Regions from separate parts of the Homo sapiens genome. Here all the other regions are linked to region 1. A link is a contact called in ENCODE Hi-C or POLR2A ChIA-PET data. All regions are on one chromosome and are shown on one strand. The core of a region is the stretch at or near the end of the contact, and the rest is flanking DNA. Distances in the headings are between cores, read along the strand shown.

Region 1 (3,684 bases), core at 685-3,184:
TCCTTGGCCTCCGTGCCTGTCTGTCCCCAGTACCACCCGGTCAGCGTCACCGTTGCCATGGAGGTCGTGAAATCTAGTGCCGCGATTTCTCTCACTTTATTCTTTTCCAAAATTATCTTAGCTATTCTAGGCCCTGTGTCTTTCCCTATAAATTTTGGAATGGGTATGTCTATATCTACAAAAGCACCTTGCCGGGATGTTGGTGGGAACTGTATTTAACCCGTAGACCAATCTGAGGAGCACTGGCACGTTTACTGTCTCACATCTTCCAGTCCACAAACATGGTACATCTCATATATGTAGCTCTCAAGAAAAGTTTTTCCATCAGCTTTTAAAATTTTCAGCATACAGATACTCCACGTGTTTTGTTAGGTTTGTATCTTAGATTTCATTCTCTTTGGACCAAGCGTAAACGGTGTGTTGTTAATTTAGATTTCCGCGTGTGTAGTGTTAGTACATAGACATGCGATTGACTTTTGTTGGTTGACATTTATCCTGTGAGCTTGCGAATTCACTTATAAGTCCTAGTTTTGCTGTAGATTCCTTGGTTTTCTGTGTAGACAATCACGTCATCTACAAATAAGGCCATTTCTTCCATCTTAATCTGTATGCCCGTCCTTCCCTTCCTTTCTTTTTGTAGTTTTCAACAAACATGGAAAAATGTCAGCCATTCTGTTCCAATATCCTGCCCCCTCCTCCAGCAGCTGCAGCTGCACATGTGTTAAGCTGCTTGACACTGGCCCGCGGTTCATGAACAGTCTGCATTTCAGACCTTTCCTCTGTTTTTATTTTACATCGTCGCTAGTGCCACGTCTTCAAATTTACTGGCTTTTTCCTTCTGCACCGTCTCATCTGCCATGGAGCCTGCCCACTACACCTCTCAACTCCAGTGCTGCAGCTTTCCACTCCTGAAGTTTGGTTTGGGAATTTTTATGCCTTCCATTCTCAGCCTCCCCTCTGACTCCCTGAATGCGGGAAGATTGTCGTAGTAAGTGTTCTACTGTCTTGTGGCTAACTCTTCATCTGCTCCGTTCACCGTTGGTTTAACTGATTCAATTTTCTTCTTCTAGGTTGTACTCTCCTGCTTCTTTGAATGCTGCTAATTTCTGATCAGATGCTAGACATTGTGAGTTCTGCCTCATTCTCTTGAGCTTTGGAAGGTGTTGATCTTGAGCTTTGGAAGGTGTTGATCTGGAGCTTTGGAAGGTGTTGATCTTGAGCTTTGGAAGATGTTGATCCTTTTGGGTCATCCTTGCTTTTTGGCTTCATCAGGTGGGACCTGAGCAGTGTTTAGTCTCCAACTAATTTTTCACACTGTGAAGACAAAGCCCTTCTCAGGACACTGCCTGGTGCCTTGCGAGTGTTTCCACTGTGGACAGCGGGATGAGGGCTACTCCCGGCTCTGAGTGAGACCCCATGTTGCTCCCCGAAGCCTCTTGGGCTGGTCAACCCTTGACTGAAGACTCGGGGCTCCCCTTGCAGATCCCAGAGCCCTCCCTCCGGGCAGCTCTCCTCGCTGGAGATCCAGCCTGAGACCTCCAGCCTCTGTTTCCTCCTTGGACTTGGCTCCTTCTCCTCAGCCCTGCCTGGGGCCTCTCCCTGCACTGGGGCTGGAACCCACGCCCGCCGTGCACTGGGCCCCACCTTGTTTGCCCGCCCTCCTCAGGGACCACGGTCTCTCGGTGCCTGGTGTCTGATGCCTAACACAGGTTTCAGATATTCTGTCCATTTTTTAACTTGTTTTCATGGAAGAGTAAATCTGGTCCCTGTTAGTCCTTCTTGGCTGAAAGCGTAAGTTCTGATGCTGATGTCTCAGAGCTTCCTTGGCCAAATTTGAGTCAGTGCAGTAGTCAATCTTCCATTGTCCCTGCATTTTACACCATACAACAATAATGCTATTCAAATAAAAACTGCGTGTCTAGCCAAGAGAGAGGCTTGTGATCACCAGCTCTGCCTCAGGGCCTCCTGTAACTTTAATCGGAAGGGAAAGCACCAGAGGTTGAAAAACAGCTTTGGCTGCCAAATGTGCCTTTACCTGGAGGAAAAACAAAAGAATCCTGGGGAAGACAGAGGAGGTTTTCACAGTTTTTAAAACAGCAATAGGGAAACAAAAATGTATCCATGTCCAGCTGGCGTGGGAATCCCCCACTCCTCCCACACAGTTCGGGGTGTCGGGGTGGCTGTCAGTGTCCTGGGAGCTCCCCTCTTCCCTTCCGCCGCCTCCACCCAGCCGCACTGCACTTTCTCATCCTGATGTCCCCACACGCTGCTGCCTGGCTCGGCCACTGCCTCTCCAAGGCTACACTGCTTTGCAGGGAGGGCCACTACCAGCCACCTCCCGCAGCATGGAACCTGGAGACTGACCACGGAACTGCCTGTGTGTGTCTACCCAGAAAATGAGGGTCGCTGAATTCACGGATGGTTCTAATTTTTGTGTCTTCATGGACTGTACCTGGAAACCTTATTAACTGAGACTACCTTAATTTGGAATTTGGAATAATTGGAACTTAACGATGATTTGGCTGGATTCAAGTTTACCTTCTGACTTTCTAGTGAGAAGGGGGTTTGCCAAGCAATTTAATCTCTTAAAACAAGAATGCAAGTGTTTCCTCATGGGAGCATTTTAAAGACTTTCAGAATACTCATTGTTTGCATGCAAATAAGGCTGCTAATTATGAGATTTTTTTTCCTTTTCATTGGAGGTCCCAGCAGGACCTGACTTGAAAATGTGCTATTAGCAATTAGTTCTTGTAATGACATAGACTTGAAAGAAATAAAGGAAAAATTTTTTAAAAACCCTCTAATATAGACTTTTCACAAATTTAGACACCACTTAATCTAGATTATAACAGCTAATGTCTGTAGCTCAACTATGGTTGTCAGAGTATTTTTCAAATGTGTGCTACCTCATTTGATCCTCAAAGCTGCTCTGAGAGGGAAACGAGGCATGTCACATACCCAGTCTACAGGTGAAGGCACTGACAGGGTTAAGGTGCGGGCTGCAGGACCTTCTCACTGTGTTAATAGGTTGTTCCATCCATCCATCCATCCACCCATCCATCTACCCATCCATCCACCCACCCATCCACCCACCCATCTATCCATCCACCCACCCACCACCCACCCATCCATCCATCCATCCATCCATCCCTTCATCCATTATCCATCCATGTCCATCCACCCACCCATCCATCCATTCATTCATCCCTTCATCCATCCATCCACCCACCCACCCATTCATCCAGTTATCCTTCCCTTCATCCATTTATTCACCCACCAACCCATCTATCCATTATCCATCCAACATCCATCCATCCACCCCCATCTATCCACTCATTCATTCATCCCTTCATCAATCCATCCACCCACCCACCCATCTATCCATCCATCCCCCTACCCATTTATCCATTATCCATCCCTTATCCATCCATCCACCCACTCATTCATCCATTATTCATCCATCCATCCATTCTTCTACCCATCCATGTACCCACTCACCCACCCATTCATCCATTATCCATTTAGCCACATTCATCTATTAACTCATCCATCCACCGATTATTTATGCACCCACCCACCCATCCATTCATTCATCCACCCATTCACCCATCCATCATCCATCTATCATTCCACCACTCATCCACCCACCCATCACCATCCATCCATTTCCATTTATCCACCATC
Region 2 (3,684 bases), core at 654-3,153, 100 kb after region 1:
TAGGTGGTGTGTGCCTTTTGGCTTTTGTGAACAAAGTTGCTGTGAACATGGGGGTGTAGGTGCTTCTTCGATATCCTGATTTCAATTATTTTGGGCCTATGCTCAGCCTTCACTGTATTTTAACATGATTTTATCTTTCTTTAAGCGACTTTTTACATACGTCCATAAAATTTTAACTTGTTTAGTTGAGCGGTAACTGTAATTACAGTGGACCCTTGAGGAATGCAGGTTTAAACTACATGGGTACATTTATTAAGCCAGTAGTTTGCACATGGCAGGTCCTCCTGGCTGCAGGGACTGAGTGTGGGGACTGGTCCCATATTCGAGGTTCTGGGACGCGTCCCCCAGGGACATCAAGGGACGGACAACTGTGCCATTTTTCATATTTGCCACCAGCACCATCTCTAACTGGGTTTTCTGCTAATCAACGCCCCTGATTGTCAGGAGGAGAGGAGACCGGGCAGTGAGGCCCCAGTGCAGACCCCGGGCAGGCTGGGCTCACTTTAGCCTCCCCAGGCTCCCTCCCAGCCTCCTGGCCTCGGGTTCCAGGCCTCTTACCATGAGGACGATGACAGGCCCGGAGCTCCCGTTCTGATTTAAAACTGCGGACCCAGCCGAGACCCTGCAGGGCCTCCAGCCCCACCTGCTCCTTCCAAGCCCGGTCTCAGCCCGGTCAGCGCCGCCCCCTCCGCCCTGAGGAGGAACCTGGCCCTTCGGAAGTCTTCCACTGTGTTCTCTGGGGAAACCACGGCGCCTCTCTTGCCAAAGCCTGGTTCCTTCTCTCCCTCTTTACCAGGCTGGGTTTTGCCGGCATTGTCTGTCGGATGCTATGGAGATGGGAAAATGAATTTCATCTTTCATCTTGCACACACCTGTCTGAAGGCCCAATGTTGCCCTGGTGTGGGGACAGCGAGGGGCAAACTCGAGAAGCCCCTGTGGACGCACAGGTGGCCTCGTGACACCCCCAGGGGAGGCGCCCCAGACCCCCCCCCCCCGCCCGACGCCAGAACCCACGGGGCGGGGCCTCGCCTGGAATGGGGCATCCTCTCTAGAGGACTTGGGATACCTCGAACTATGCAATGCGGTGTAAATACTGTTTACACGGTATTTTATTGGGTTTTTTTTATTGTTGTATTGTGATTTTTCTTCCCCTCTGGGGTTGGTGGAACCCTCAGTTGCAAACAGGAATGCAGAGGTGGATGGTGGTTCCACGATTTGGAAATCATGAAAGACTACAGAGTCCTGCCAGCTTCTTGGTAGAACTTTGTTTTTTATAAGCTCGATAGAAGATCTTATTAGCTTGATGATTCTTTGAGACCAGGTGCTATTCTTATCTAATTTATTTATTCATTTATTTCCTCAACAAATATTTCTTAAATGACTTTTATATTCTCCCCCAAGCATCTTAAGCAGATGCTTAATAATAGGAAATAACACTCCCTTTATACAATAACATTACGCAACGCCATCATTTGTTCTCATAAAGGCAATTAGTGCATGAATTTCCACCCCCACCCTCAAAAAATTGCAACACTGTGTGCGGTGGAGAAATCCTGGGCTGTCTCAGGTTTCCTCACTCCACACTCTCCCCAAGACAAAGTGGGTAGTTACCGCGCTAGAAGGTGGCCAAGAGCATGTGAGTCTACAGGCAAGTACCTTACTCTCCTGGGGTGAAAATAATTCGGAGAAAGTAGAATATATGAAAAGAAAGTGTGGAGTTAAAGAACCAAAGCTCACAGACCATCTCCCCAGTAACCAGAGTTACTTAAATGCTTTGAATGCCACTTCTCTCATCTAGAAAATAGGGGTGAGGCCTCTAACTTCCCAGGACTGCCGCCCACGTCAAACCCTACCCCGAGCATGTGAAGCCTCTGAGGCCTGCGATTTTGGCTGACAGAGGCACAGGCGGAGGCCAGGGCAGCGTGGGGAGCAGGAAGCCCCCGTGGCAGAACAAGAAGCTCCCCGTGGGGGAACAGGAACCCAAGCCCCATGGGGGAACAGGAAGCAGGTGAACTTGCTGCCTCCCCTCCCAGCTGGTGCGTCCCCAGCAGACAGAGGCCCCAAAACACCGAGTGACTCAACCTACAATCAGGCTTGTTTCCAAAACCTTGATTTCCAGGTTTCAAAATTGTAAGCTAAGCCCCGTCCATGGCCATGTGCCGCCCAAAGACCCCCCTCAGCCCCTCAGCCTGTATTCTTGCCCCCATAACTGCAAGCACTGCCCGGGATGGCCAGTTCCATAAAGAGCCAGCTTCCTGATTGCATTATCCGAGGACGAACCTCCCCAGGACTGAGGAGTTCGTCCCCCGCGGCTGATCACACAAATGGATCAAGGGCCTCCTGCTTGGAGGCCGGAGGGGAGAGCAGGTGAGACAGAGTCATCGATTCCCAGGCAACGTGGAGCACACATCTGCGCCTGGAAGGGGGCTGTCCCATTCTCGTGGAAGTCAAGGGATTTTTACTTCATCCTCCCACAGGCATCCTTCCTGCGCTGTTTCAGAGCCTAGAAGCTGGGGTGCCCCACAGGACTTGGCCATGTCTGCACCTCAACCGACAGTCACTTAATATGTTTCTCGAATTAATTTTAAATGTAATTTTGCTTTTCCACTTAGGCTCATTGTAAGTAAAACGAGTGACATCATGGACTAATGTGCCTGTTATATTACTCTCTGTAACACATTCGAATTAATGTATAATAATACGTAAGAAATAACTAGTAAAATAAAGAACGTGTGTGCACATTCTTCCTAAAGAGCCTCTCTTGCACGGACAGGACTAGGCATAAGGTATTTGGGGAAACTGTCTCGCGAGAAGTGAGGGGCGGAGGCAGGTGTCCGGAGGCCTGCAGGTGCCACGGGGCTGAGGCCGGCCTCCTGCGCGGAGTCCCTCCCTCTGACCTCCCCGGGGTGCGAGCCCCACCTGCAAGGCGGTGGAGAGACGTCTCCATCTAGTGGCCGCCTGCTTCCATTACACTGGGAAGCAAGTTCCTGACCCTGAGGGTCCCGGGTTCCTTTTGGTGATGAAAACCCTCCGGAACTGAATAGCGGTAATGGCTGCACAACCTTGTAAATATACTAAAAACCCCTGAATTGGGCATTTTAAAGGCATGAATTATATGGTACGAGTTATATCTCCATTTTTAAGAGAACTTTTGTGAAAGGTTTCAATATATGAGCAGAAAAACCTTGTTCACGTCTTCTTATGGTGAAATGAAAGCATCTGAAGCACAGTGAGTGTGTCTTTTTTACTTTGTCCAGAAACATGAAGTTTAAAACATCCAGGGACCACAAGTCTTCGAGATAGAAATGTTTCATTTGTGCTTTTCTGTAAGCCACAGCTATAGTTACTACTGAATACCATTCTTCCAGGACCCTTTTATCTGATATTCTAATAAGTTGTTTCTTTTTAAAGGCACTTCTCCCTAAAAAGTGTTCTCAGGCTGCAATTACACGGATCTGAAGTGTGCGGCATACGGCTTTGCTCTCACTCTGCAGTGGAGCTTGTGGGTGTGGTGAAATGATGATGTTTTATTCTAAGGGGAGGCCGAGAACCATCTGCTTCTCGACGGAAACCATGTGTTATTACAAGACGCTACGTCAGGCGTTTTAACATGATACACTCCTTGCAATTATACTTACTAAACAGAACACCACTGCAGAATTTCCCTAATGTTCTCCTCACACA
Region 3 (3,684 bases), core at 521-3,020, 85 kb after region 1:
TGTATACAGTAGGTAATAGAGGGGCTCCTGCAGACACGGGGCTGAGGTGTATACAGTAGGTAATAGAGGGGCTCCTGCAGACACGGGACTGAGGTGTATACAGTAGGTAATAGAGGGGCTCCAGCAGACACGGGGCTGAGGTGTATACAGTAGGTAATAGAGAGGCTCCTGCAGACACGGGGCTGAGGTGTATACAGTAGGTAATAGAGGGGCTCCTGCAGACACGGGGCTGAGGTGTATACAGTAGGTAATAGAGAGGCTCCTGCAGACACGGGCTGAGCTGTGTACAGTAGGTAATAGAGAGGCTCCTGCAGACACGGGGCTGAGGTGTGTACAGTAGGTAATAGAGGGGCTCCTGCAGACGTGGGGCCGAGGTGTATACAGTAGGTAATAGGCTCCTGCAGACACGGGGCTGAGGTGTGTACAGTAGGTAATAGAGGGGCCCCTGCAGACATGGGGCTGAGGTGTATACAGTAGGTAATAGGCTCCTGCAGACACTGGGCCAAGGTGTATACAGTAGGTAATAGAGGGGCTCCTGCAGACACGGGGCCAAGATGTATGCAGTAGGTAATAGGCTCCTGCAGACACAGGGCCGAGGTGTATACAGTAGGAAGCAGGAACTGCAGGACACCCTGGGGCTGATGACAGTCATTGGGCCACATTTCAGGGCCAGATTTTCTGGGATTTTTGGGGAGGATGAGCTACATGCCTGGCTTTATGGATTTAGTCCATGGAATTTGCAACATGATTTTCCACAAGTCATTGGCCCTGCCGTTTAGACGGAAGGTATTGATAAGTAATACATTATTTATAAGCTCCGCTCAAAGGTATTTTCACATCTTTCTAGTCCTGGTGGAGACATTGATTTTCCCTGAATATATGAACAGTGCTTAGATTTAACCCCGCTCCAAGCTTTGTGCCCTGGTGAAGCTGGCCGCTGCCACAGCTCCAGGGTGTCACACTGCACATGGTCTTCCCCACCTTCAATGGTCACTTGGGGCTGGAGATGTGGCCTAACACTAGCCCAGTCTGACTCGCCTCCAGGCTCTGGCTTCTGGCACCTGGACAAGGAGACCCTCACTTTCATGGTCCCAAGGCACTGTCAGAAACCACTTTGTGGTGTCAGGAAGAACCAGTCTCAAGATAATGCAGAACAGGGAGATTAAAACAAGACCACGTGGTTGGTGACATCACTGAGCTGCTGGGTCAAACCATCGCTGAAGCCTTCTCTTCTGGATGTCAGCTACAGAAGCCAATAGACCCCCTTTGTTACATTATTATTTAAGTGAGTTTGAATTGTCAGCAATCTGACTGATACAGCTCAGTGAAAGTTGAAAGTTATAGTGTAATTTCCTAACACCTTGAAAATCCTGCCTAGGCTAAAGGAAGCACTGAATGGTGTCTTCTAAGGGAAGTCCTGCTGTATGGCTTGTAAAGATTGGCTATTCGCAGGTTCCTGCGAGGAGGAATTTCACTGACACCACTGTTGCGGCACTTATTTTTCTGTGCATAAAGACTACTAATTTAGGACTTTATATCCACCACAGAAAAGTCAATTTTATGAGACTGGTTCCTTTTTAAAGCCTACCTCTCTGCAGTAAGAGACTATTTAATAATGACAACAACAATATGCTTGTGAGAGCAAACGAGGGTTGCAGCTCCAATTCAAGAGGCCAACCATGGCTAATCTTGAAGATTTTCACTCATTAGCTTTTTAAGGAGCTGTTAACTGCAAACGTGGGACTCAGAGCTTCGGGGACTTTCCGTGTTGAGTGTTCCGCCAGCAGTGCTTGCATGTCTCAGCAGCACAGAGCTATTTCTGGGGAAAGCAGAAATAATAAACTCACTGAAAATACCCATGATTGATCCAAGCTTCCTCTTTCAAAGAAAAACCGGAAGTTCCTCCTTCCGTATTCTTGTGGAAAGCTTTGCAGGTGCAGGGCCATGCGGCCGGGGAGACTGGGGAGCAGCCCTCCTGCCGCTGACGGGTCAGGCCGGCTCCGTGAGTGATTAATTCCCAGGTCACATTTCTGTCCACAGCTGGGAGACGATGATTAAAACTTGAGTGTGTTTATTCCTTTGCATTGGAACTTGAAAACATCAATTTTTATTTCTTGGATAAGTAATCAGAAAAGTAAAACAAGATGAAAGAAAGGAGAGTTTGTGCTACGGACACAGTCAAAGACGTAGAAAGGCACAGTCCTGGAAGGAGTGTGGGAGCAGCTTGAGAGCAGATGGACGGAAAGAGCCACAGTGGAGGCAGCCCAGAGACACCTGGAGATTAGGGGCACGTGGCCCAGGCCACATTTCAAACCACAGGCAAGAGAATGGCTGATTTGATCCCTGGAATAGAGACCATTTTGGAAAGTTAATTTGGAAGCCTGTAAGATGCAAATTCCAAGCAGATTAAAGTTTGTAGTGATGGGGTTTTCTGTAGACAGACTTTTTCTAGATGTCCAAAGAGCTGATCGGGCACGGGGCTCCTGATCCGCCTGCCGGGCTCCACGGGAAGAGCCTCAAGGTTCCATTCGGTGCTGAGGCCGAGCCACACTTGCCTCTGGAGGGGCTCATCGCCGGCTGCATCTGCAGGCTGCTCTTGCAACGCCCTCACTGCAAAATGCAAAGAAGATCCACTCCATGTCCTGTCCAGCTGCCTCCGTGTCTAGAAAGGGGCCTGTCCACTTCATGTCTGAGTGACAGGGGCCTGCCCCTGACAACACAGCGGCCCGCATGCCACTGAGGAAAAGCTTCAGCGAGAACAGAGACACGTACAGGGTGCTGCCCAGAGGGGAACTCGGCTCCTGCAGGAAGGGCTGGTGGGACGGCTGCCGGGGCGTTTTGGAACATAAGCCACTCTGCGTGCGTCCCACACAAGCAATTTCTGCTGCAGCAAAGCACAGCCCTTCTCTAAGCAGGGCAACGCCGGCCACCCTCCTCCCTGCCACTCAGGCCCCGGCTCTCAGCCCAGCCACACACGCTGCAAACCCGTGGATGACATTTCCCCTTGCTTCAAACCTCCATCCCACTTTCTGGTTTTATTTTATTTTATGCATTTTATTCTATGTGATCTATTTGCAATCTGTTCTGGAACTAGGCCAGATTTTAATCAATTAACAAATCGGCTGCTTTAGAGTCTGGCAACCCCAACTTACCAGAGTCATTTCCAGGTGGATAAAGCCCCCAGGTACAGGGATTTGGGGAGAGATTTTGCAACGTTCTGTAGAAGTAATGTTTTTTACACTAACTTGTTAATTACAGAAGATCAGCACAGAATCTGAAACAGATCAATAGGAATCAGAGAACGCCCACGCTGCAGCTGCTGCCCCCAGCCCACGCCACTGCCGTGGGGCAGAGCCGCTGTCCGAGCGTTCAGTCTAACCGATCTCGCTTCCTCCAGAGCTCTCCACCCACCTCCAGAATCTGCACCGAGAGCAGCCTGTGTTTAAGGACTCTGATGGACAGACGGCGGAGTGGACGTCCCACCCTCACGAGGGAGGCCGCCGGACACATCACCGGGCCACTGCGCCCAGCTGGCCCTGCAGAGGCGCTGCAGGAACTCAGGCACGCTTGATTTGAGAGCAGCAAGCACAGAGACGCCCGTTTGTCACATCCAAATAAGCAGGTGTCAGTCTTCCTGCCCGACTCCCAAATCAGGGCCAGAGCCTGCTCTCTTCAGCTTGAAGT

Evidence for each region. A loop is a pair of places that touch in the nucleus more often than their neighbours do. ChIA-PET counts read pairs that join two places held with the same protein, here RNA polymerase II (POLR2A). Pooled maps may share reads with other maps.
Region 2: a loop to region 1 is called in a map of transverse colon, with 4 times the contacts of the local background. The contact joins two enhancer-like sites. A Hi-C loop is called at or near these places in 29 of 168 maps with a recorded cell type or tissue (CD14-positive monocyte, GM13976, GM13977 and 17 more) and 5 of 50 pooled maps. POLR2A ChIA-PET finds 5 or more read pairs at or near these places in 2 of 52 experiments (OCI-LY7 and Panc1).
Region 3: a map of K562 shows a loop between it and region 1 (3-fold over the local background). The contact joins two enhancer-like sites. A Hi-C loop is called at or near these places in 8 of 168 maps with a recorded cell type or tissue (K562, astrocyte of the cerebellum, head of caudate nucleus and 4 more) and 2 of 50 pooled maps.

What each region holds. Positions count from the first base shown.
Region 1 is chr18:79,538,842-79,542,525 of GRCh38, forward strand. No RefSeq gene overlaps it. Among named protein-coding and RNA genes, the nearest start is that of CTDP1-DT, 140 kb to the right of the region's middle. Within about 2 kb of position 1,935, at least 2 of the 41 ENCODE cell types and tissues checked have a DNase peak (open chromatin) inside an H3K27ac peak, as active enhancers do.
Region 2 is chr18:79,641,313-79,644,996 of GRCh38, forward strand. CTDP1-DT (CTDP1 divergent transcript) reads right to left here. Exons shown (of 5, transcript NR_136643.1): 3 at 559-827. Among named protein-coding and RNA genes, the nearest start is that of CTDP1-DT, 37 kb to the right of the region's middle. RefSeq lists an enhancer at 3,654-3,684. Within about 2 kb of position 1,904, at least 5 of the 41 ENCODE cell types and tissues checked have a DNase peak (open chromatin) inside an H3K27ac peak, as active enhancers do.
Region 3 is chr18:79,623,526-79,627,209 of GRCh38, forward strand. No RefSeq gene overlaps it. Among named protein-coding and RNA genes, the nearest start is that of CTDP1-DT, 54 kb to the right of the region's middle. RefSeq lists enhancers at 2,716-3,215, 3,364-3,684. Within about 2 kb of position 1,771, at least 4 of the 41 ENCODE cell types and tissues checked have a DNase peak (open chromatin) inside an H3K27ac peak, as active enhancers do.